Regions from separate parts of the Mus musculus genome. Here regions 2 and 3 are each linked to region 1. Evidence: chromatin loops called from intact Hi-C (ENCODE). Cell type or tissue: left cerebral cortex. All regions are shown on one strand.

Region 1 (8,000 bases):
CCTCTCTTACCCTGACCACAGCGCAGACGGCGACTTTGCCATTGTCAAATTCACCAAGGTGCTCCTGGACTACACCGGCCACATCACCTGGACACCGCCAGCCATCTTTAAAAGCTACTGTGAGATCATTGTCACTCACTTTCCCTTCGATGAGCAGAACTGCAGCATGAAGCTGGGCACCTGGACCTATGACGGCTCTGTGGTGGCCATTAACCCGGTAGGTGGTGGCCTCCTGGGATGCAGCTGGCTTCAGGACTAGGGCCACCTAGGTGTCCAAGTCAGCCTCTGGACAATCACAGGCTCCTGGCACCACTCTGAGCTAGAGAAGCATCTAGTGTATGGCTTTCAGCTGAGTGCCAAGGTTCTTTTTTTTTTTTTTTTAAATTATATATATATGTGTGTGTGTGTACATATATATACATACATATATCTCTGTGTGTATACATATATATATACATATACATATATATGTATACACACATACACACACTGTAGACGTTTACAGACACACTAGAAGAGGGAGGACATCAGCTCTCATTACAAATGGTTGTGAGCCACCATGTGGTTGCTGGGACTTGAACTCAGGATCCCTGGAAGAGCAATCAGTGCTCTTAACTGCTGAGCTATCTCTCCAGCCCCTGAGTGCCAAGGTTCTTAATACACTACTCAGGAGGGCTAAGTAAGAGTTTAAATAAATTCTCTTCGTTATGTGCTGTCTCCAAGAAGTCTGATAAAAACGAGTCTTGAGTGCAACTCAGGGGCCAGTGTTTTAAAGTTCCCTGGAGATTTGAGTGCAGAGCCAAAATGAACAACCCTAACTTACTATATGACGTGTTCTATAGGAAATAAACCTATTACCCCAAAGCAGAGGTAGCCCAACATCCCTCTTGGCAAAGTGACCCTCCGTATGGTACATGGCTACCATGTCTCTGCCCTTCCTCGGGGTGGTGTAGCAGGAGTCTTCAGACCTTGTTTTGATTCTCAGGAAAGTGACCAGCCCGACCTGAGTAACTTCATGGAGAGCGGGGAGTGGGTGATCAAGGAAGCTCGGGGCTGGAAGCACTGGGTGTTCTACTCCTGCTGCCCCACCACTCCCTACCTGGACATCACCTACCACTTCGTCATGCAGCGCCTGCCCCTCTACTTCATTGTCAACGTCATCATTCCCTGCCTGCTCTTCTCCTTCTTAACCAGCCTGGTGTTCTACCTGCCCACAGACTCAGGTGAGTGCCGTTGCCATGGCAACAGCAGCCAGCAGCCATGGAGCTCATGCTGCTAGGTTAGGGACAGCCAGGGGTAAGTGTGCACTCACGGAGGTACAGAGACCCAAGTCATCATTGCTGTGCACAGGGTGCAAACAGACAGTTGCTGGGTGGCAATCGGATCTAAGTGAGGCTCACAGCTGGGAACCAAACTCAGGTCCTCTGGAAGAGCAACAAGTGCCCTTAGCCACTGAGCGTCTCTCAATGTGCATGGGTATTTTTGCCTACATGTATGTCTGTGCACTACATGTGTGTGCCTGGTGCTCATGGAGGCCAAAATAGGGCATCGGTTCCCCTGGAACGACAGTTATAGATGCTTGTGAGCTGCAATGTGGATCCTGGGAATGAAGCAGCCAGTGCCCTTGACTTCTGAGCCATCCCTTTTACCCCCTATATTTCTTTTGAACACCTAAGTACAAATAAATATTTTCAACTTCTTAATCAAATGAAACCCCTGAAAGCAAGAGAAAACACTCCTAGAGCAATACAGAACTAATTAGCATCTACAAATACTGACTAGTTTGTGACTGTAAATAGTAAATACTTATGAGTACTCTAAGCTTGGTAGATGTTAGCTATTATAGTATTATTAAATAGCAAATGGCAAATAACTTGATAACTTTAATGTTTACAGTTCTGGCTCTTTTTTTTTTGAGGATTCCTTGCTTATCTTTTCTCTGTATCCCCCTTTTTAGTCTCTTCACATATTCACAAGGTCACCAGTTCTAGGATGTCTGAGGGTCCTGAAATCCAAGGATGCTCAAGTCCCTCATATAAAATGACATTGTAGTCACATGGAACCACTGGACATCCTATGATACTTAAAATTATTTCTTGCCACACTGTAAAGACTATACAAATAGTTATAACATTGTTTTGTTTGAGGGATTGTGGCAGAAAATCTACATATAGTTCATATAGATACAATTTAATTTTTCTGAATATTTTCAATCTGAGTTCGGTTGAATTCTTACAAAATCTGCAGATACAGACCTTTGTCCATCTACCACCTGGAAAGGGTTTGACAAGTTCTACAATAACAGCAGAAAAGGCAACAAAAGAGAGCTCCCTAGGGCCCCAACAAGAACAGCACCCCACAAAGATGACCCAGTACCAGTCAGCCTGACCCTCCTGCAGCCTACCCAGCCAGGACCCCTGAGACTCAGGCCTGCAGGAAAACGGCAGAGGATTTGGGAAACCAAATCAAACCAAGAAATAAGTGAGAAGACAAACTTTCTAGACAAAAGTGAGAGGAGGCAAGGCGGTTGTGAGCCCCCGGGTGTGCTGCAGACAGCACCTGGATGGCAGACTTTGTGTGTGTGTGTGTGTGTGTGTGTGTGTGTGTGTGTGTGTGTGTGTGTGGTGGGGGGTTGCTTGTTTGTTTGTTTTGTTTGTTTTACAGTTTTGGTCTAGCAGCTTCATATTGAGAGAAAGGTATTTCCGGGCTGCCTGGCCGCCTCTTGGGTAACAGAAAGACCAGGGGCAAGGTTTATTCAAACTTCTACCTTCTCTAGCTTGCCAACCCAGAATCCCTCTTGTTTTCCTGAATACCAACAACAATAAAAAAGAGTCTAGGACATGAAACAAAGTCGCCATTTGCTGCTTGGCAGCTGGAATGGAAACCTGGCCACAAAATGCTGTCAGGGCCCGAGGTCTCGCAGAAAGGATCACCAGAATTATCCTTTGAGAACAAGCTGGTCACGTTCCTTCACCTTGGGTTTTGGTGGCTGATGAGCGCGCAGGGACTGCTTGATGGAATGGTACAGGTGGATGCTCTGAGCAGCAGCAGCCTGTTTCTCTATAGCTCTGAAAGCAAGGAGCCAACACGGTCAGTCTATTCTGAGGCCACTCTCCTGGGCTTGCAGAAGACACTTCTCCGTGTCCTCCCACAGTCTTCCCTGTGCATGTCTGCGTCCAATCCCCCCACCCCCCTTACTGTGACACCAGTATACCATACTCTTGTTCTGCCTTAATGGCCATGTATCCAAATTCTGACCTCCTGGAGTTCCAGGAGCAGGCGGGTTGTTACATTTCTTCCTTTTGCCTTTCTAGGGGAGAAGATGACGCTGAGCATCTCTGTCTTACTGTCCCTGACCGTGTTCCTTCTGGTCATTGTGGAGCTAATCCCTTCCACCTCCAGCGCTGTGCCCCTGATCGGGAAGTATATGTTGTTCACCATGGTCTTTGTCATTGCGTCCATCATCATCACCGTCATCGTCATCAACACACACCACCGTTCGCCCAGCACCCACATCATGCCCGAGTGGGTGCGGAAGGTGAGAGCCGAGACTCCCAGGTCTCCCTTCAGTGAACCCAGCGCAGTCCTGGCTAACACCTGAGTACTTAGTACTTAGTTCTTTCTGGGCTTCCTTGCGGGAGCAGCTCATGTAGCCTTCCCGGAGACAGTGGAAAAGTAGACCGAGTTAAGCCCACTTCCAATTCGAGTTTATGGACTCTGATTGGAGATTAATAGACCCCTGTCTTATGCGTGGGCATTCTTCAGCTTTTTATTGGTGTATTTTCCAATTTGTGAATAGACATGAGTATTTTCACTGGTGAAAATCGTCATGGAGAACAGAACAGAGAGAGAGAGAGAAAGGAGGGACCTATGTAAGGTGTGTGCTCACAAATATTTATATTATTGAACTAAAAATGTGTTAATACTTCACATATGGTTTTTTTAATTATTTATTTATTTATTACGTATTTTCCTCAATTACATTTCCAATGCTATCCCAAAAGTCCCCCATACCCTCCCCCCCACTTCCCTACCCACCCATTCCCATTCACATATGTTTTTATTTTAATTAATTTTGTGGTCACGCTGGGGATTGAACTCAGAGCTGTGAACATTCTTAACAAGCACTGTCCTGCTGAGCTATGTCCCCCAACCAGATATGCCCACTTTGATAAATGTCATAGAGATACTGAACTGTGTTGGTGTCAGTAATACTGGCTTACCATGTAGGAGGAGACTAACCGAATCTGTAGATGACGTCTCTGGGCAAGACCTCTGTATACTTAACAGCAGGAACAACAACAACAACAACGGAAGAAGAAGAAGAAGAAAAATAGTAGTTATTTTGTGAGGCTAAGTGTTTGTATACTTGAGGCTGCAGGAGCGGTCTTTAATCACAGACTGTCAGGAACTTTCTGTTGCCTGCGGAAGAGTCTGAAGTATAATGCAGCGTTGGCGACTGCACACAGGCTCCCTCCAGTGGCTAACTGCTTACATTACAGAATCATAGCTGTAGAATGCAGCCTGGAGCCTTTGCCCTCTAGTACAGTCCTTTTGTTTTAAGGACAAGGAGGGTGAGGTCTAGAAATGCTGGGTGACTTGTCCAAGATCACATTGCTTACCCAAAGTCAGTGATTCTGTAAATACTGACAAAAAGTCTCATGCCAAGAATTTCTTTTTTATGTCAGGTTTTTATCGACACTATCCCAAACATCATGTTTTTCTCCACAATGAAAAGACCATCCAGAGATAAACAAGAGAAAAGGATTTTTACAGAAGACATAGATATATCTGACATCTCTGGGAAGCCGGGTCCTCCACCTATGGGCTTTCACTCTCCGCTGATCAAGCACCCTGAGGTGAAAAGCGCCATCGAGGGCGTGAAGTACATTGCAGAGACCATGAAGTCAGACCAGGAGTCCAATAACGTAAGCTGTGTGGCTCCCAGTCCACACCTCCGGGTCTGTCTGTCTGTCTATCTATCTGCCTGCCTCTGCCTTCTGAGTGCTAAGACCAAAGGTTTGCGCCACAACCTCTAAGCTAACACACCTCTGGGTCTAAATGATTAAATGCATAAGTGTGACAGGGAGGTTGACCAATGAATTGGCTTCAAGCTCTAGTTACTAACTTCAGATGCACTGTGTTGACTATCTCTGGCAACTATAGTAAGTCATTTTGGCTTAATTATGCAAAAACTAAAGGTTGTAATATCAGGTGTTGAGGTTTGGAGGTTTACATATTGAAGGCCAGGCCAGTAGGGGGCGCTATGAGCCTGTGTCCCATCTCAGGGGATTCCTATCTAACGCCCTCTGCTTCCCCCAGGCCGCTGAGGAATGGAAGTATGTTGCCATGGTGATGGATCACATCCTCCTCGGAGTCTTTATGCTGGTGTGTCTCATCGGGACGCTGGCTGTGTTTGCAGGTCGGCTCATTGAGTTACATCAACAAGGATGAGCAGAGGCTGAGCTAAGCCTACCTCTGTCCCAGCCATAGCCATCGCTAGGAAAGATGGAAGAGAGGAAGGTCTGTCTCCTTGAATCCTTTCACACTTACCAAACATGCAGTGTTCTACATGTCCTACATGTTAATGAGAGTGATCTCTGCTCACACGGCTGTATTCTTGAAGTGTCTCCCCTTTGCTTCTGCTTTTAACACTATGGGCCTCCTTAAAGGGCGAACCCTTTGAAGTAAATAAAAGTGAGCCCTCAAAAGAAGTGTTTGCTTCTAAATGGCCCCTGGGAGAGTTTTGCTTGGATACTCAAGGTTTTCTGTTTGTATTGCCATGGCTAGTTGTTTTTGTTTTCTTTCCTTTAATAAATATAATTGTACTTATATGAGTGATCCGCCTACGTGTATGTCTCACATACACGCCTAGTGTCCATGAAGGTCAGAAGAAGGTATCCCATCTCCTAGAACTGGAACTACAAATGGTTGTGAGCGTCCACATGGAACCTGGGAATCAGGCCCTCTGGAAGAGCACCCAGTGTTCTTAACCACTGAACCACCCACCTATCGGGCTCAGTTAATTTTTATTTTTAAAGTGCTGAGAGTCCCTTACTTAAGACACACGGTTTCATACCTACTAGAAAAGTCGTGTCTACCAGATTCCCCAGATTTGATGTGGACACAAAGGAAGTGGTAGAAAGGAAATTAGGTAACTTTAAACTTAAAAAAAAATTGTGTGTGTGTGTGTGTGTGTGTGTGTGTGTGTGTGTACATACTCGCACACATTGATGAAATTGGGGGACAACTTTTAGGAGTTAGTTCTCATCTTTTATCTCATTTGAGGCAAAGTATCTTGTGATTTCTGCCGCTGTGTTACATTCTCATGTAAAGCTTCCTGGGGCATTTTCCTTTCTATACTTCTCGGCCCATGAACAGAGTGCAGGGATTCCAGATGCATGCCGCCATCTCCAGCTTTTCATAGGTCCTAGGATAGAATTTAGGTCGTTAGGTTTGTCCAGCAAAAAACTACTTTTACCTGCTTAATCCATTTCACTGGCCCAAAGGTAATTTTAGGGCGATCACATACAAATAGTATCAAAACCTCATGGTTTAAAGTAGACTTCTGAAACCAGGAGAGGGAGAATGCTTTCTTAAGTGATTTCTGTTTGAGAGGCCTTCTTGAAAGGGCGCTTGGGATTCCTTGGGATTGTACCTAGAGCTTTGCACACAGAGCTATAACTGAGCCTCAGCTCTCCCAACTTAACGGAGCCCCTGGATTTTGTTCTCAGGACCCGAGGAAGGGCAGATCCCATCCTCATCAAGGGTGTGCCTCTGACCCCATGAGAATCGTCTCGCCCGCATGGGTTTATTTTATCCAAATTGTTTTACACAGTCTCCATAATGTCCCTAATTTACAAATGGAAAAAAAAATTTTTGGGGAAAGTTAAACTCTGCTCCATCTAGAAGTAGAAGAACTGAGATCTGAACCCAGACAGAACTTAAGATTCTAAAACAGGGGCTGGAGAGATGGCTCTATGGTTAAGATCATTCCCAGCAACCACAGGGTGCATGGTGGCTCACAACCATCTACAGTGGGATCTGATGCCCTCTGCTGGTGTGCAGGTGTGCATATACAAAGCACTCACACATAAATACATAAACAAACAAACAAATATTTTTTAAAGATTTATTTATTTATTATATGTAAATACACTGTAGCTGTCTTCAGACACTCCAGAAGAGGGCATCAGATCTTGTTACAGATGGTTGTGAGCCACCATGTGGTTGCTGGGATTTGAACTCTGGACCTTCAGAAGAACAGTCGGGTGCTCTTACCCACTGAGCCATCTCACCAGCCCCAAATATTTTTTTTAAAAGTCAAAAAGAAAAGGGATTCTAAACCGACTTGCAGCTGATGGGGTCACCTGCTCCCTGCTCTCCCAGCATGCCTGGCGTGATCTAAGTAGTTCTGGTCTGTGTTGGTGGGGACTCTGTGATATCCTATTTCCTGCCTTCTCAATTAAAACCCCTGGCTTTTCCTTCAGTCCTTGGACGCAATCATGTTTGGAGTTCAGGCCCTATGAATGGAACCAGAAACGTATGCACACACCATCACCATTTCTGAAATCTGAAAAATAAATTCTCTGTGCCAAACTCTAGGCTCTAGTACAATTTACCCAGACCAAGAAGCCGTGTGGCTCTGGACGCAGAAAAGGCCTTTGAATCACAAACACATCTGATCCGTCATCTCCAGGGAGAGCTATAAACTGCATAACCAGGAGGCCAGTGCGAGCCCAGGTGGCTTCAATCTCCTGAGGGACTTCCCATCACCCCTGCACCAGTGCTGGGCTCTTTCATCTCAAATAGTTTGCACTTTAAAGTGGAAACAATTGGCAGTTTCTCAGAAAGTCACACTCGGGTCACCAAGTCACTCAGCAGTCCCATTCCCAGGTAGAGAGCCAAAGAAATCGAAAGAAAGACTTACACAATTTGTATGAGAACGCGCACAGAAGGCAAGAGCCAGAGAAAGCGGTCTAGGCTCCAACCCACAGACG
Region 2 (8,000 bases), 1.1 Mb before region 1:
GGGGGCCGTCTCCCGCCCCGAGGGCGCCGGCCGGGGACCCTGCCATTGGCTGCGCCGGGACACGTGGGGGTGGGGGCGCGGGAGAGCCTGGCTCCCAGCCCAGGTCCGGCTGGACCCACCCACCCGGTCCCCACCCCTCTTCAGCCCTTTGGGAGGCCCACCTCGCATCCCCGCCCTCCCCCAGACCCAGGAGTTGACTTTGCAGCCACCCCCTGATTGCGCGACGGCCCATCTCGGGCCTGTCTGCGAGGCGGGCGCCGAGGCCTGCGCTTCATCTCCGCAACCGTTGTTTTTGCCACTGCTCTTTGGCTCCTCGAGCTGCACACCAAAGTGAGGATGAAGGACAGAGATGAGCAGAATGACGAGAAAACAGAGCAATTCTATTTTTAAAAACCTGTTGCTCATCTTTCCTTAGTCTACCGCGTCACCCCAAATTCGAGACAGCTCATCCTACCTTGAACATACCTAACGAACGGGTAAAAGTATTCCACACATAGGACATCAGTCGGAGTAGATCCTTCCTATACAGCACCATCGGCCCACAAAAATACTCACGAAACAGTCTTGGGGCAGCATCAGAGACTTAGAATTCATCTCGAAGCCGCAAGCCTGACAATCGGCGCAACTAGGAAGTCCACAGATGTTCGGTTCACGTCTCTGCTCTTGGCCAGCCGGCAGTCACTTTGCCAGGCTGGCCTTAGCTTCAGCTTGGCCTCCTCCTGCCCAGCCCAAAAGACTCCGTACCAGCGCGGGAGGAGAAAGCCACTCAATAGAGTGCCACGAATCTTCTGCGCCTCGCCCACAGCATACCGGCCTCTAGCTTTTTGCAGCCACCACCCACCCCCGCCCGTTACTCACACCAATTAATTGAAAACTTCACTTTCCCAGGGACCTTTGTTTCGCTTCCTTTTCCAGGCTGCCAACAGCAGGGAATTGAGTGTGTCAAGTCAAGGGGGTGTCCTTTCTTCTCTTCTCGTCTCTTTTCTTTTCTTTTCTTTTCTTTTCTTTTCTTTTCTTTTCTTTTCTTTTCTTTTCTTTTCTTTTCTTTTCTTTTCTTTTCTCTTCTCTTCTCTTCTCTTTTCTTCTTCTTCTTCTTCTTCTTCTTCTTCTTCTTCTTCTTCTTCTTCTTCTTCTTCTTCTCTCTCTCTCTGTCCGCCCCCCCCCCCCCCACCACCACCAAGTAAAGTCCGGACTGGTGACAGGCGCAGTCCGAGTTCATAGAACTTCATAGGGACAGAGTAGGCTCTAGTTGTGAGTACCGGAGGAGCTAATACCAGATAGAGTTAGGTAGGGTGGCTCTAATCGCTCTGTATTTCCACCTCCTCTCACAGAGTCTTAACAACTTATGGGTCGTCCTTGTGAGCTCTGATTTGAATCTAGGTCGGTCTCCTGAGAGCTATTTTAGACTTGGTTAGTCAAGAGTGCTGGGTGGGTGCGTGAGCCTCAAAGTGGGCCAGTTTGATGCTGTACTATCAACCTTCAGACCAGTTTATCTTTTAAGAAAATCACTCCCCTAAACGTGCAATACTAAGTCCAGCTTGTCACTCAGCGTCACTGCCTTCTGAAAATAAGCTCTGAGAAAGAAGAAGAAAAGAAGAAAAGGAGTGAGCAAGGTCCTTCTGGGCCTGGTCTGGTCTGGCATCACAGGGTGGGCTGATGGCATTAGAGTGTTGACACAAAAACCACAGTAACCATAAAAGGCTCAAATAAGGGGATGGGGGTGTAGGTTATGAGAGGTACTGGAAACTAAGAGAATTTGTATAACTTTTAAAAATCCTAGACCTGGTCATGGTCAAATTCAAACCCGGAGGGTCTCTCCAGGTTTTTGCAGCATTGTGATGGGTAGTAATTTGTTGATCGCGATAATTTTGATTGCTTGAGAAAGGACAAAAGTTAGAATGGAAGCTGGATTGCATTTGAAGAGCCAGGTAGTAGTATTTCTGAGCTTTTGAAAAAGAGTAACAATGAGATGTTGTATTTTCTCCTTGTTTCCTTTCTTGTTACTCACAGAGAAAGAACAACTTGGGAGCCATTGATACTCCCCCACCGCACCCCTATGGCTTTAAACATTTACTGAAACGTTTTTAAAAACAAATTAAACAGAAATAGCCAGAACCAACACACCTCAGTCTCCTAAAACTCAATAATTTAGTAGTTTTGTGTTCTTTGGGCTTCAGTACCATTTTTTAAAAATCTGACTAATACATTTGATAAGCATTGTATTTTTAAATCGAAGAAAATAAAGTTAAAACAAAAATTGTCACATTTTGAAACTAAAGTCTCAACCTTTGCTTAAATTACCACACAAGAAAATAAGTTGTGCTTGGCTGGGAGAATATAGGAGTTAATGCTTAGGCTAAAACTTCTTGATATAGTCTTCTTCCCTATAACGCTCTGTGGTGCCCTTGTAGAACTTAGGGTTTCTCTGCCAATTTCAAAGGTTATTCAGAAATAAAGAAAGTTTTGAATAATGAATTTTATCATTTTCTATCACCAGCTTGTCTGTGACTTCAACAAAAATTAAGTTTAGATATGCAGAAGTAGGTTATACTAGAAAAAGGTCTCTGAAAGGGCCCACAGGTAGAACTCCAAATCCCAGGATCCCAGGGAAGTCACTGCTGTTGAGCCAGACTGCTGAGGCTGATTATGAGGTAAAATTAGGGTGTTGGTAGTTTACGGGGTGGGTAGGCAGGTATAGAGAGGATGCTGCAGTTAAATAAGAAGAAATGTTTTCGTTTAGCTTGGATATCTTGTGTCCAAACTGTATTCAAGCTGAAATTTAATTGTAATCTATTTTTTTCCTTCAATTTTTTTTTTTGAGACATAGATCCACTCTCTAGCCAAGGCTGTCCTCAAATTTTCAAAAGGGGTGGGATTACAGGCATGAACCTCTATGCCAGGCTTATAACCATTTTTTTTTCAGATGTCCAAGAGCACAGGGTGAGCCTTATATTTGTGTGGCAGCACATCACAATGAAATCTTAACAAAAGGATAAGCAAGAGTTTAGCAATGAAAATAATTTCCAAATACTTACCTATTGTTCTGTGAAAAAAAAAGCTACATTTCCTGATTTGGGTGAAAGGCCATGATGTCCTTTGCTGCCCCAATCCCCTTCCACGTCTCTCCATTTGCTTCTCTTTCTTCTTTCCTTCCTCAAGCGCCCCACTGAGTATTGAATCTGTGCTGGAGACAGACATAGCCTCTGTTCTTTCTTGTAGATCTCACAATTTGTACATCTGTTTGGGGATGGAAAAATGAATGGATACAGGCTATGACTTAGACTTATTGAAGTGTCCTGTTTACCAAGACAGCAATGAGCTCAATTAACAACACAATTGATGACGATTACAACCAGGATGGCAGGATCCTGCCAGAAAAGGGTTGTGGGAGATGCCTTTGAAAGTATTTACCTTGATGACCACAACCAGGAAATACAGAACACCCTTTTAATTAACTTTTGAGAAACCAATGATTCAGTAGAAAACGTCTCAGTTTAGAAGCAGGGTCTTAAGTTGAGAAGAACTGGCTGGTTTTTGTTCCTGACCATGTCTGTCTGCCAGCTCTGGAGCTAATTTTTCCTCTCCAGCTAATAATCAACTTCACTCAGGCTGAGAAAAAAAAAAACAGAGCAAACAAAATATGAAGCAAACCCCAAGAGAATCACAACATTTTGTGTATAAGGCAGGTTCTAGCAACAGCCAGATGTCCTGTGTTTGGGGCATTTTCTAAATCTAAAAGGTGGAATCCTTTTGGGTTTAGCAACAAAATTAGCCTATATTTAATGAAAATCTCAGGCAACAACAAACACCCCCCGCCCCTCTAAATACCAGGTGACTTAAAAAAAAAATCCTGAGTTTGCCTCCCACTGGGCAGCAGGGCCCTATTTGAGATGAAGAGACCACCTCCAACTGTGGACTGTAGGAAACAGGCAGGGTCTTCCCTTCCAGAGAAATGCTGAGCTTTTCTAGAGAGCTCTAGAAGGTAGGGCCAGGGCTTAAGGACCGAATAACTTCTTTCTTTCTTCCTAAATAGAAGCAAAGATTGCAATTTGCTATTTTGTCTGACATTTTGAAACAACTTTTCTAACTTGCTAAATGCTTATTCTATGAGTCAAATAGAAGCTTATTACCATTTCAAATAATTCACATTCTCCACGGGCAAGCCACATTATGCATAGCAGCGAAGCAAAGCGGGTGAAGGGTAGGAAAATGCCTAAAAATGTAGAAGGAGTTGAGAGACTGGCAAAGGATGCCAGTGGTATGCTCCGGATCCCTGAAAGGCGACCGCAGTTCCCCGCGCTTGGCGCTAGATGTCCCTGCAAGTTCTTGGGTCTGATCTGAGGGTACATTAAACTCCTGGCAGTTGGCAAATCTGATTAGCCTCGGGGTCCAGGAAGAAAGTAGCCACCAATTCCCTCACTTACAACCATTCTAGGGTAACTTGGAGTTGAAGGTGGAGGGGAGAAGGAAAACTAAATTAAATGAGCTGACCCAGGCGAGGCAGAAAGCTAGAGGCTTGCCTGAGGAGAAATGAGAGTAGGAAGCCTAGAAGACTGGCTTGGTTAGTCCAACCCTCACCCTCTCTTATAAATCGAAACCTGGTCCTGAAGACCACACTTAGCCTAAAGAAAACATGCCCTGCCCGCAGCTCAGACTCTGCAGGTGTTTACTGCCCGTTCACAACATCTGCACTCCCATAAGTTCTCCAGCGAGCTTGAGACTTACTTCGGGTTGAGAACGGGTGGCTGGCATCTTCCACCGGGAAGCCCAGAGCTGGGTGAGACCACCGCATCCCGTGGCCCTGTTGCTGCTCGACGGGGCTTTACTCTTGACCCATCCCTCTGCAAGTCTAGAACAAGTTTTAACCTGAAGTCACAGGTCAAATGTTCACTGTTTACAAGAAACAAATACTTAGTTTGGCAGTCTAACCCCACCCCAGGAGAAAGAAAGAAAGAAAGAAAGAAAGAAAGAAAGAAAGAAAGGAAGGAAGGAAGGAAGGAAGGAAGGAAGAAAGGAAGGAAGGAGAAAAAGAAAAGGAGGAAAAGAAAATGCCCTTGCTTTGTTTACATCATTCTTGCCAGCAAAACTGTTCTTTTTGGGTAATACAGAGAAATTTTTTCCTGTATGTCACCTCACTCCCAATCTTAAAAATTTGGCATGCCCTTCGCATAGGTGGAAGATGCCCTTTGAAGGCATGGGGTTTGGGTTAGATTTTTGTCTGAGTGTTCTTGTTCTTGGTGATGGTACTTTGAAGATATCAGAAACTGAAAACTGGGTCCATTTCTAATTTCATCCTCTCCTTTCTGGAAAGGATATGAAATGACTATTTTTTCAACAAATGTAACTCTCTCTCTCTCTCTCTCTCTCTCTCTCTCCTCCACTGGTGTAATGTTTTTGAGGTAGGCCTGCCTTTAAATAAGACAGGTAACATGAAGAAAAAAAAAAGCGGTTATGCAAAACTTTCAACCCCCCATGACATCCATTATTGGAGATAAGTATAAACCATGAACAATTACCAAAGCTCTCTGTGTAGGAGGTTTCCTTAAAGGGGCGGGGCAATTCCCCAGGGGTTCTCTGGTCTTCAGAAGGTAGATCTATGTAAAAAGCCACTTGTAATTGTATACTAAATGAGTTATACAAATTAGTCAATATTATTACTAGTAATAGGTAATGTTCTAAAGGAACATTAACTATTCAAATGGAATAGTCACTGTGAAATGCTATCCTCTGCTAAGGGCAGTGAAAAGTTATGGATGTTTTTCATTGAGGTAGTTTCCCTGACAAGATCACAAGTATATGTGGGGCAATAGACATCCTGGAAATGCAGTATCAGTGTTACTTAAAAGGTGCAAGGTAGTTTCAAAACCACTAATGAATGAAGGTGTCGCGGAGAAATGATTTTTTTTTCATTTTCAGTAGAGTGGAGTCGTACTTGGCCAGCTTTTGGAACCAGAGGCGGTGGGTCGTAGAAGAAGGTAAGAAATCTTCCTAGGCCACTGAGGTTTCTGCGACAGAAAAGCAGCTCACAGCTGCTGAAACCGCGAGGAAAACAGATGGGGGCGCCAAATGACAGCAATAAAGGCATCGGCGGATTTCCGCCCAGGCTGAGCGACCACTTGCTGCCAGGGTCTTGGCCCCCCATGGAGCCTAGCCTAGACCAAAGATTCTCTTCTAGTCCCTTGGGTAGAGAAGGATTAGGTAGCAGGATCCTCCCAGAGACACTGGGGCCCAGACTGCCTGGACCGGTGGAGCTGGGCGTCCTGGCTGAGAAGCAGTTGGGGGCGCCCGCAGAGCTGGACGTGTGATTAGCGAAGAGAGGTAGCCAAAATCCTGCTTGAGGACAATGCAAGTGCCAGGAACTGAATGACCACTAGGGTAGAATAGCCACTGGGACAGGGGCAAAGGTGGATGCTGGGTCAAATTCTCAAATGGAGGTCATCGCCCACCAGACAATTCTCCTAAGCCTGCGAGCCTATGCAATTTTCCACTTACAACTTTAAAGAGGTGGGATTGTTTTTTTTTTTTTTTTTTTTTTTTTTTTCCAGCAAGCTTGCCTGTAGAAATAAGTTGGCGCTAAGGGGAAGAGGTGAAAAACTTTTGGCATTGACTATATATGTATACACATGTATATAAATATATTTCACACCTCACCTCCCCTTACATTCTTGACGCGCCCCCAACGGGTCCAAGGTTAAAAAGAAAGCGCCAACAGACAGATGGGCAATTAGATCAGAGGTTTACCCCCTAACACACCCCAATATGCTGGGTGTGTCTCAAGGCGGGAAGGAGGGGGGCCCGGGTTAGGGTCTCAGTTAGTCCTGTGACCGGGATGCAAAACCAGCATCAAGACTGCCAGGCTCTCTAGGCTGCTTCGGAAGCTCACGCGCTAGACCACTGTGTCCTGTCCCTGTCTTCCGTGGACCTCGCCAGTGCGGACAAAGCTCTGCTTCTGGGGCAGCAGGCGGGCAAACTGGCACGACGCATCTGAGTCGGGCAGGGTGGGGCGCAAGCGCGGGAGGAGATGAGCGCATTTGAGTGAAGATTGATCTTCCTTAAAATGGTTGCCACCGGCGTCATTATGACTATCAAAGTTATCGCCAAGAGGCTCAGCCTCCAGCCTCAGGCGGGAAGGAGAAGAGGCAAGGCTGGTTGGAGACTCTCTGTGCCCCCAGTCAGCACCAGGAACACCGGGGGCCACAGGTAAGGGCCTAGGGTGGAGGAGGGGGAGGATGGAGAAGTGGAAGAAGAACAAAGTGGGAAAGGAAGGGAGGCAGCAGGAGATTCCATTCCCTCCACTTTGACCCCCAAAACCCAGTTACTTCACCACGAATTCCTCTATTTGAGAAGGGTGGGAGAAAGCCGGCAATTTTAAAAAGTGGGTTCTGTGATGGGGAGCTATGGTACGGTAAATCATGATTGTGTTTAAAGTTAGCTGTCAATTTCTACTATCAGATCCTCCAGTCTAGTTTATTTCCCCTAAGGGAGAATGCGAGGGTGAGAAGCTTATCCATCAGAGGATTATAAAACAAAAAATCTAAGGTCTTCGAGTTCAGAAGTTAGCCTGCAAGCAGTGGTAGAAAATAAGAGAAGATGTAATGATTTCCACTTGGAGGCACGGCACGGGTCCTGTGTACCTCCTCAGCCACGTAGCAAGAAAGCATTTTCAAAAGTCTACAAGATATATTCTCTCTCTCTCTCTCTCTCTCTCTCTCTCTCTCTCTCTCTCTCTCTCTCTGTGTGTGTGTGTGTGTTGGAGGGGAGAATCAAGACTGAGAGGAAAAAGTAAGGAGAGAGAAAGAACTCAGAATTCTATTTGTTAAATAAAATACTCATTATTAATATTTGGTTCTTAAAACAGAAAGATAAGTAATCCTGACAGGAGTGGGCGCGAGGTCTTCTTACGCAACTCTTCCTGTATCCTCCCCTTTACCCGCCCCCCTTACGCCCCCAGCTTGTAAATGTTAAGGCAAAACAAAACAAAACAAAACAAAACAAAAACT
Region 3 (8,000 bases), 340 kb before region 1:
ACACACACACACACACACACACATGCAAAACACTTGTACATAATAAATAAAAATAAGTATTTTTAAATTAAAATAAATACAAAATAAACATGTTTTAAGATGAAAAAAGACAACCAGGCATTGGTGGTAAAAACACTCAGGAAGCAGAAGAAGGCAGACCTCTGAGTTCAAGGCCAACCTGATCTATATAGTGAGTTTCAGGACAGCCAGGGCTACAAAGAGAAACCTTGGGGCTGGAGAGATGGTTCAGCTGTCAAGAGCACCAACTGCTCTTCCGAAGGTCCTGAGTATAAATCCCAGCAACCACATGGTGGCTCACAACCATCCATAACAAGATCTGATGCCCTCTTCTGGAGTGTCTGAAGATAGCTACAGTGTACTTATGCATAATAAATAAATAAATCAAGAGAAAGAGAGAGAGAGAGAGAGAGAGAGAGAGAGAGAGAGAGAGATCCTGTCTTGAAACACTCCTCTCCCAAAACAGAAAGAAAGAAAGAAAGAAAGAAAGAAAGAAAGAAAGAAAGAGAGAGATCCTGTCTTGAAACACTCCTCTCCCAAAACAGAAAGAAAGAGAGAGAGAGAGAGAGAGAGAGAAAGAGAAAGAGAAAGAAAGAAAGAAAGAAAGAAAGAAAGAAAGAAAGAAAGAAAGAAAGAAAGAGAAAGAAAGAAATGTATGTAAGGGATCCAGGAAGTCCTAAGACATAACAATTGACCAAAGACCTGAGTAATACGGAAAGAAGAGCTAAGCAGCTATCAGAAGAAAACTTATTCCAAACAAAAGAAACGGCAACAATAAAGCAGCTCTCTGGAGTGCAGTGTTCTTAGCACTTTTGAAAATCAAGGAAGCCAGTGTGCAAGAACGGACTGAACAGGAGCTGGCTTCTTAGGCCTGTATTAAAACTCCGCATTTATCCTGTGTAGTTGGGACTACCAAGTAGATATAACTAAATTCATTCATTCTGCATATTTTCAATTTCTAGGGATTTTCAAAACATTAACTTTGTAAGTGATTTCTATGGTTCCAAATTCATATCTACAGAGCAGTATTCATAAAGTCTATTTTCTGGAGCTGGGCATGGTGACCAATGACTTTAATCTCAGCATTTAAGAGGCAAAGGCAGGGGCTGGTGAGATGGCTCAGTGGGTATGAGCACCCGACTGCTCTTCCGAAGGTCCGAAGTTCAAATCCCAGCAACCACATGGTGGCTCACAACCATCCGTAACGAGATCTTACTCCCTCTTCTGGAGTGTCTGAAGACAGCTACAGTGTACTTACATATAATAAAAATAAATAAATCTTACCAAAAAAAAAAAAAAAAAGAGGCAAAGGCAGATGAACACCTGTGAGACCAGCTGTGGTCTCCATAGTGAGTTCCAAGATAGCCAGAACTATGTGGAGACCCTGTGCCAACAACAACAATAACCAAGTTTAGTTTCTGTTCTTGTTCCCTCCAACATACTGTCTCCTTTATGAATAACTAGCAGTTCGCAGTAACCCTTGGCTACAGAGCAAGTTTCAGGCCAGATGGGGATACATTAGACCCTGTCAGGAAGAAAGGAAGGAAGGGAGGGAAAGAGGAGAGAGAAGGAGAAGGAGAAAGACAGAGATAGAAAAGGGAAGAGAGAAAGGGAGAGAAGAGAAAAGAAAAGAGAGTAGAGAAAAAGCAGGAGTGAGCGTGCATGGTGGTAAGAATATGGAGGAACTGGAAACCTTGTATTTACTTTAGAAATATACAATGGTATAGCCACTGTGAAAGACAGCATGTCCTTTTAAAATATAATTATTATATGATCCAGTATTTTGTGCTATGTATCCAAAATAATTCAAGGTGGGGACTCAGATGTATTGTTACAACTATGATCATAGTAGCATTATTCACAATAGCCAAAGAGTAGTAGCAGCCCAAGTGTCCTTCACCAGTGAATGGTTAATCCATGTGTGATGCATGCATCTATACATACATACATACATACATACATACATATGGACATTATCCAGCCTTAGAAAAGAAAAATATTCTGACACATGTCTCAACCTGGATAAACAATAAAAACATCTGCTGTGTGAAAGACATCAGTCTTTAACTAGGTGCTGTGACCCAGGACTCTCAAGACTGAAGCAGGAGAATACAAAGTTCCAAGCCAGCATGGACTGTATGACTAGATCCAATCTCAAAATCCAAAACTTGACCTTAAGAAAAGGGCAACTGTCTAGCTGTGGAGGCACAAAACTTTGATCCCCACACCTGGGAGGCAGAGGCGGGAGGATCTCTGTGAGTTTGAGGCCAACCTAGTCTACAAAGTGAGTTCTAGGACAGCCAAGCCTACACACACACACACACACACACAGAGAGAGAGAGAGAGAGAGAGAGAGAGAGAGAGAGAGAGAGAGAGAAATCCTGTCTCAAAAATAACCAAGAAATGGGGCTGGAGGGTTAAGAGCACCACTGTCTGCTCTTCCAGAGGCCCTGAGTTCAACTCCCAGCAACCACATGGTATATCTGAAATCAGCTACAGTGTGTTCATATACATTAAAGAAATAATAAAAAAAGAAAAGCAGGAGTATGCTGTGAGATGCCTCAGTGGGTCAAGGTGCTTGCTTGGCCCTACACCTGTCGACCTGAATTCAATCCCTGGAATCCGCATGGTGAGGACAGAGCCCTGGCTCCCTCAATCTGTTCTCTGACCTTTGCATGCACACTGTGGCATATGCACCTATACACACATCTGTCTGCCCTCACATATGCACAGAATAAATAAATAAATGTAATGAACTAAAAGAAACAGCAGCTAGTTACAATGAGACAAATAATGCAGGACTTAGATGAAGGATCTAGAATAGTCAAGTTCAAAACAAAAACAATGGTGATTTTCTGAGGCTGGAGAAAATGCTATGGTTAAAACAAACAGACTGAGCAAGTTATAATTTTATATCTAAAAACATATCATATATACATACAACTAAATATGTATATAAAACTAAAGAAAAAGAGGCCTCAGATTTGAAAAGTCAAGAAGTGTCTAGGAGGAGGAGGGGGGAGGAAATGGGAGGGAGTGGTGTTTGAATAAAAAATTGGCCCCCACGGGTCCATAGGGAATGGCACCGTTAGGAGGTGTGGCCTTGTTGGAGGAAGTGTGTAACTGGGGGGGGGGGGGGTGCAGGCTTTGAGGTTTCAGAAGCATAAGGCAAGCATAATGGCTAACAGTGGTCTCTTCTGGCTGCCTGCCTTCTTCCTTCAGCTATTCTCAGCTCTGTCTCCAGCACCGTGTCTGCCTGAACACTGCCATGCTTCCTGCCATGCTGAAAATGGACTAAACCTCTGAAACTGTAAGCCAGCCCCAATTAAATGTTTGTTTGTTTGTTTCTAAGAGTTGCGGTAGTCGTGGTGTCTCTTCACAGCATTAAAACCCTAAAACAGGGGAGAACCTATGAGATTATATTATCTCAAAAAAACTATTTTAAAAAAATCAATAAGAAGACCAGACGTTGAACTACAGCCATTTATCTGAGACATTTCTGCATCCATCTGGTTTGTTCAAAGTTATCAGAACTGGGTGCTGAATAGATTTTGAAAACTATTCAGGCACTTTTTTAGTCCGAAATGATGATACATTATTATCTCTTAATTCTCCCAGTTATAATGGTGGAAGGCAGCAGAACACAGTGGTACATGGCTTTAATGTCAGCACTTGGAAAACAGAGGCAGGAGGATTTCTGTGAGTTGAAGGCTAGCCTAGTCTACAGAGTTGCAAAGCTCTTGAACCGTCATTTGTTCTTCCCAGGACTTCTAGGTAGGTCTTCTGAGAAAAGATTTGTCGTCTTAAACAAAAGCAAACAAACAAACAAACAAAAAACCCTGTTTTAGAGTCTTACAAAGAAATAATCCCGCTGGAGTTGGTTATGAAGAAGCTAACTACTTGGAAGGGTGAAAGTGGACGATCAAGGTTCTCCCTAACTTACATACTGAGCTCAAGGCCTGCCTGAGCAACTCACCCTGTTTGAAATAAAAGCCAAATCAGGGTCGGCTTGTAGCTCCCTGGGAGAACCCCTGCCTGGCACGTGCAAGGAGCGAGGCTCAGTCTGCGATAGCGACAACAACTAAAAATTATCTGCACCGTTAGTAACACTAACAAAGCCAAGAGTCGTCTTCAGTGTGCTTTTCATTTCACTGGCCGCCAGCCGGTCACGGAGGGGGCCTGTCATTGTCCTCCTCTGAGAGTTACCAATAAAGTTGTTACAAAGTGACCTTGAGCGTCTTCCCCCGCCTTCTCCATCCGGGTGCTGCGGCGCGGATAAGAGCCGCACCGCGCTTGCGCGCCCAGCCCCACTGCTTCGACCTCTGCCGCCGCCACTGCCGCCGCCTCGGGAGGTAAGCGAAGGTAAACGGAGGGCGCGGGGCCCGGGCCGGGGCGGAGCGGGTCTCCCGGCCCTGTCCACCGGGCTTGCGCTTCCCGGGCACGCGGCCACGCTGACCGCCTGCGCGGGGCCCCTCGGGGCCGGGGTGGCAAGGACAGGCCCCTGGGGGGGACACTTGACCTTAAGCCTCTTTTCGCTCCGCAGAGAGGAAGCGGGAGAGGAGCCCACGTCGCCTGTCACCTAGATCCACGCCGCGCCGCCAGGAAGAAAGATGTTCGCCTGCGCCAAGCTCGCCCGCACCCCCGCTCTGGTGCGTAACCCGGGCCTCGGCCCAGCATTCACGCCGAGGGACCGGCTCTCCTTCACCCTTGCCCCGATGTCCTCTCCTCCCTCCCTCCCTCCCAACCCTGGGGCCCGCAGACAGTTCCCGGCCATGTGTCCCCCCCGAGGCCTAGCTGACAGGCCTTCTGGGCGTAGGTCACAGCCTCCTTGCTCGTGGAGCGCGCCCCTCCCCCACCGCCCGGTCCCTATGGAGTTGGGGTCGACGCGAAGGTCGGGGTGCTGAGAAGTCAGGAAGGGGCAGCTGAGGCCTAGTTGCCTGCACAGCGTTTCCCGTGCGCGTCTGTAGGTCAAACTCGCCGCTGCAGAGGGAGGGACTTTGCTTCCTTGTGTGGGCGGAGAAAGGTGTTGGGGAGCCCCGAAGCTTGCTTTTTTGGAGGCTTTAAGTGAAGTCTGAATCTAAAAGATTTGTGCTAGAGAATCGGGTCCTGGTTCTGGAGGGATTTTCTGTGACCTTAGTGTCCGTGGACACTCAAGGGCAGAGAAGCCAGACTGCCAGATGTCCTTATAGTGAGAGTATTGCAACGGCTGTTAAGCTGACATCAAAATGCTTAACTCTATAGTAAATTTAGAATTAGTGGGTATTTAGGAATCCTTTGAAAATTGTAGGAGCTTCATTAGCTGCTGGACTGTTGTAAATGATCAAAATCATAGCGACACCCTTATGAGCCCACATAACTTACTTGAATTTACAGCACTACAGTTACTGAAACTTCCACAACACTCAGTCACTTGGTAACTAATTGGTCTTAGGATTTTTGTTTACAGATAGATTAAATAGAACATTCCATGGTTCATTAGCATAAAATTTTAGGTTGGCTTTGTGTATGCACAATGACCAAAGGCCATGCTAATTGCAGAGATAATAAATCTGTTCGTTCTCTTCTGCTTTCTCCTTTAGAGTTTAAAGTTGCACAAGAGGTCACTGAAGACTAATGTGTACTCTTTAGTACTTGAAATTCTTTCTTTTCCTTCCATTAATAGATCCGAGCTGGATCCAGAGTTGCATATAGACCAATTTCTGCATCAGTGTTATCTCGGCCAGAGACTAGGACTGGAGAGGTGAGTATTAATAACAGAAATTAGGAAACACTGTCAATAAGTCTTACAGAGTTGTTATCATGAAGGGGTGTATTAATGGGTGGTTTCTTTCCAGTTTTATTAAATAATACATAGAAGGTGAGCCACTGAGAGGAACTTTTGGCCAGCACAACCTTCTGAATTAGCAAATAAATATTTTAGGCTGTATTTATAGTTTTGAGTTATCTGTGTTTAAAATAGCCACGGTTATCCAAAAAAGCCTGCTTTGTTGAAAAGCATATTCATTATTCTGTTTTATACTTTTAAAAATCCTAAGAGGTATAGGTCTTGTTAACTATCTTATACGAGATAAGAATTATATCAAGCTCTTGGTTTTCTTTTTCCTTGAGCCATACAATTATTTATTCATACCAAGCTATAGTATAAAGAAGTTACTGGTTTTGGCACTATAGTAGTTAAAATCAATGTGATTACTGAATTGACCTTTGCCTTATTTCCTCTTCCCAGGGCTCTACAGTTTTTAATGGGGCCCAGAATGGTGTGTGTCAGCTGATCCGAAGGGAGTTTCAGACCAGTGTAATCAGCAGAGACATTGATACTGCTGCCAAATTCATTGGTGCAGGTGCTGCAACAGTAGGAGTTGCTGGTTCTGGTGCTGGTATTGGAACAGTCTTTGGCAGTCTTATCATTGGTTATGCCAGGTAATCATGTCTGTCAGAGTAAGGTGAAGACTCAGTGGGAAAGTAGACGTGGAAAGAGGGAAATGATGAAATAATGGTAGCCCTTTTGAATGAAGTGTCTGCTGTGTCTTGCATTATATTCTGAGCTGTGTGTGCACTGGTCACTTAAATAAGTGAGGATAGAGCTAGGGGCTAGGGAACACGCCTATAACTCCAACCAGTCAGGAGAGTCAAGGAGATCACAAATGTCAGGACCCCTCAAGGTGGTGTAAACTGAGGATTTATATTTGCATACGAAGATAGCTCCCTGACTTTATGCCACATGATTAGGAGTGGGTAAAATACTCTGAGAGACAAAAGCAAAGTGGTATAGGAGATAGCACCCCCATGAGACTTGCAAAGATCCCCATACTAGATATCTGACTCTACCATTTACCCAATGTGCTGACATCAACGTTGCTTCACAGTAACAGTCATCTGTGTTGTGTCTCTTTTAGAAACCCTTCACTGAAGCAGCAGCTGTTCTCATATGCTATCCTGGGATTTGCCTTGTCTGAAGCTATGGGTCTCTTTTGTTTGATGGTTGCGTTCTTGATCTTGTTTGCCATGTAACAGAAATTACTGCCTGAAATGTTGGCATTCATAGTAATTACGGATGTAATTCTGTGTATCTTGCTGTGACTCCGAAGACTGTAGTACTGGTGTCATGGAAATATATGTTATTTCCACAGTCATTTCATTAAAGATGAAAACTTTAATTCTTGCTGTGATTTGTACTTATATAAGTGTGGATCATCATAAAGATGATCTGTTGAGGTAGGTGGTTGTCCAAGTCAGAGGAAGGTACAGCAGTTACCCTGGTTTTGAAAAAGTGATGAATATGAAACATTGAAAAACACTTAGTGAAGTAGACCAAGCAAAAGACCCATAGTGTGATTTTGTTTGTATAAAATAGGTAACTTTGTAGAGACTAGGCCAATTAGAAGTTATTGGGAACTCTAGGAGCATGGAACTGTGGGTGACTGACTGTTAGTTGTGGAGTTTCATTTTGGGTGATTGGTGCTTGAACAAGGTTATAAATGCACAAAACCATCTCATTACATGGTTACCATAAACCAGGCATGGTGGCGCACGCCTTTAATCCCAGCACTTGGGAAGCAGAGGCAGGCGGATTTCTGAGTTCGAGGCCAGCCTGGTCTACAAAGTCTACACAGTGAGTTCCAGGACAGCCAGGGCTACATAGAGAAACCCTGTCTCGAAAACCAAAAATAAGAAAAAAAAGAAAGAAAACCAGTAGGTGAGTTTCCTACTGTTATGAGTAAGCATACAGAGATGTTTGGAAGGGCTGGGAGTCATTTTCCAGGGAAGAGATCACTTGAGAACACTGCTTGTCTCCACCTTATGCTAAACCTTGAGTAGCAAGAGGACCACCTAGTGAGTGGCTCAACTGCAGACTTAAAAACAGAAGAGCACTGGCACATGAAACATTGCCAGGAAACAGTGTGAGCTACAGGTGAAAGGTAGGCTGGCACACAAATGCACAAATTAGCAGATAAATGAGTTTTATCATGTGATCACAGACA

The links. Peaks named below come from ENCODE experiments on the same cell type or tissue, not always from the same donor. Only the 100,000 strongest peaks of a DNase experiment are listed, where the experiment ranks them.
Region 2: it touches region 1 in a loop (7-fold over the local background); 13 of 42 quality-filtered maps call a loop at or near these places.
Region 3: a loop joins it to region 1, with 2.3 times the contacts of the local background. A loop is called at or near these places in 5 of 42 quality-filtered maps.

The regions. Positions count from the first base shown.
Region 1 is chr2:73,563,630-73,571,629 of GRCm38, reverse strand. Chrna1 (cholinergic receptor, nicotinic, alpha polypeptide 1 (muscle)) reads left to right here. Exons shown (of 9, transcript NM_007389.5): 5 at 22-217; 6 at 986-1,223; 7 at 3,315-3,538; 8 at 4,689-4,928; 9 at 5,323-8,000. The coding sequence ends at 5,454. Gm30940 (a long non-coding RNA gene) reads right to left here. Exons shown (of 2, transcript XR_866434.2): 2 at 6,252-6,430. Among named protein-coding and RNA genes, the nearest start is that of Gm30940, 6.4 kb to the right of the region's middle. In left cerebral cortex, CTCF peaks have their summits at 4,487 (motif pointing left), 5,251 (motif pointing right) and 7,053 (motif pointing left); DNase peaks (open chromatin) are centred at 4,448 and 5,337; H3K4me3 peaks cover 324 bases.
Region 2 is chr2:74,660,062-74,668,061 of GRCm38, reverse strand. Gm31790 (a long non-coding RNA gene) reads right to left here and starts at 6,511. Exons shown (of 3, transcript XR_374674.2): 1 at 4,131-6,511; 2 at 3,036-3,237; 3 at 1,171-1,574. It also overlaps a transcript of Evx2 not described here. In left cerebral cortex, CTCF peaks have their summits at 4,304 and 6,052 (motif pointing right); DNase peaks (open chromatin) are centred at 4,302 and 6,072.
Region 3 is chr2:73,907,622-73,915,621 of GRCm38, reverse strand. Atp5g3 (ATP synthase, H+ transporting, mitochondrial F0 complex, subunit C3 (subunit 9)) reads left to right here and starts at 4,296. Exons shown (of 5, transcript NM_175015.3): 1 at 4,296-4,370; 2 at 4,562-4,667; 3 at 5,681-5,758; 4 at 6,245-6,438; 5 at 6,915-7,175. The coding sequence starts at 4,629. The coding sequence ends at 7,029. In left cerebral cortex, no CTCF peak of the experiment used is centred here; DNase peaks (open chromatin) are centred at 4,261 and 4,970; H3K4me3 peaks cover 2,359 bases; H3K27ac peaks cover 1,748 bases.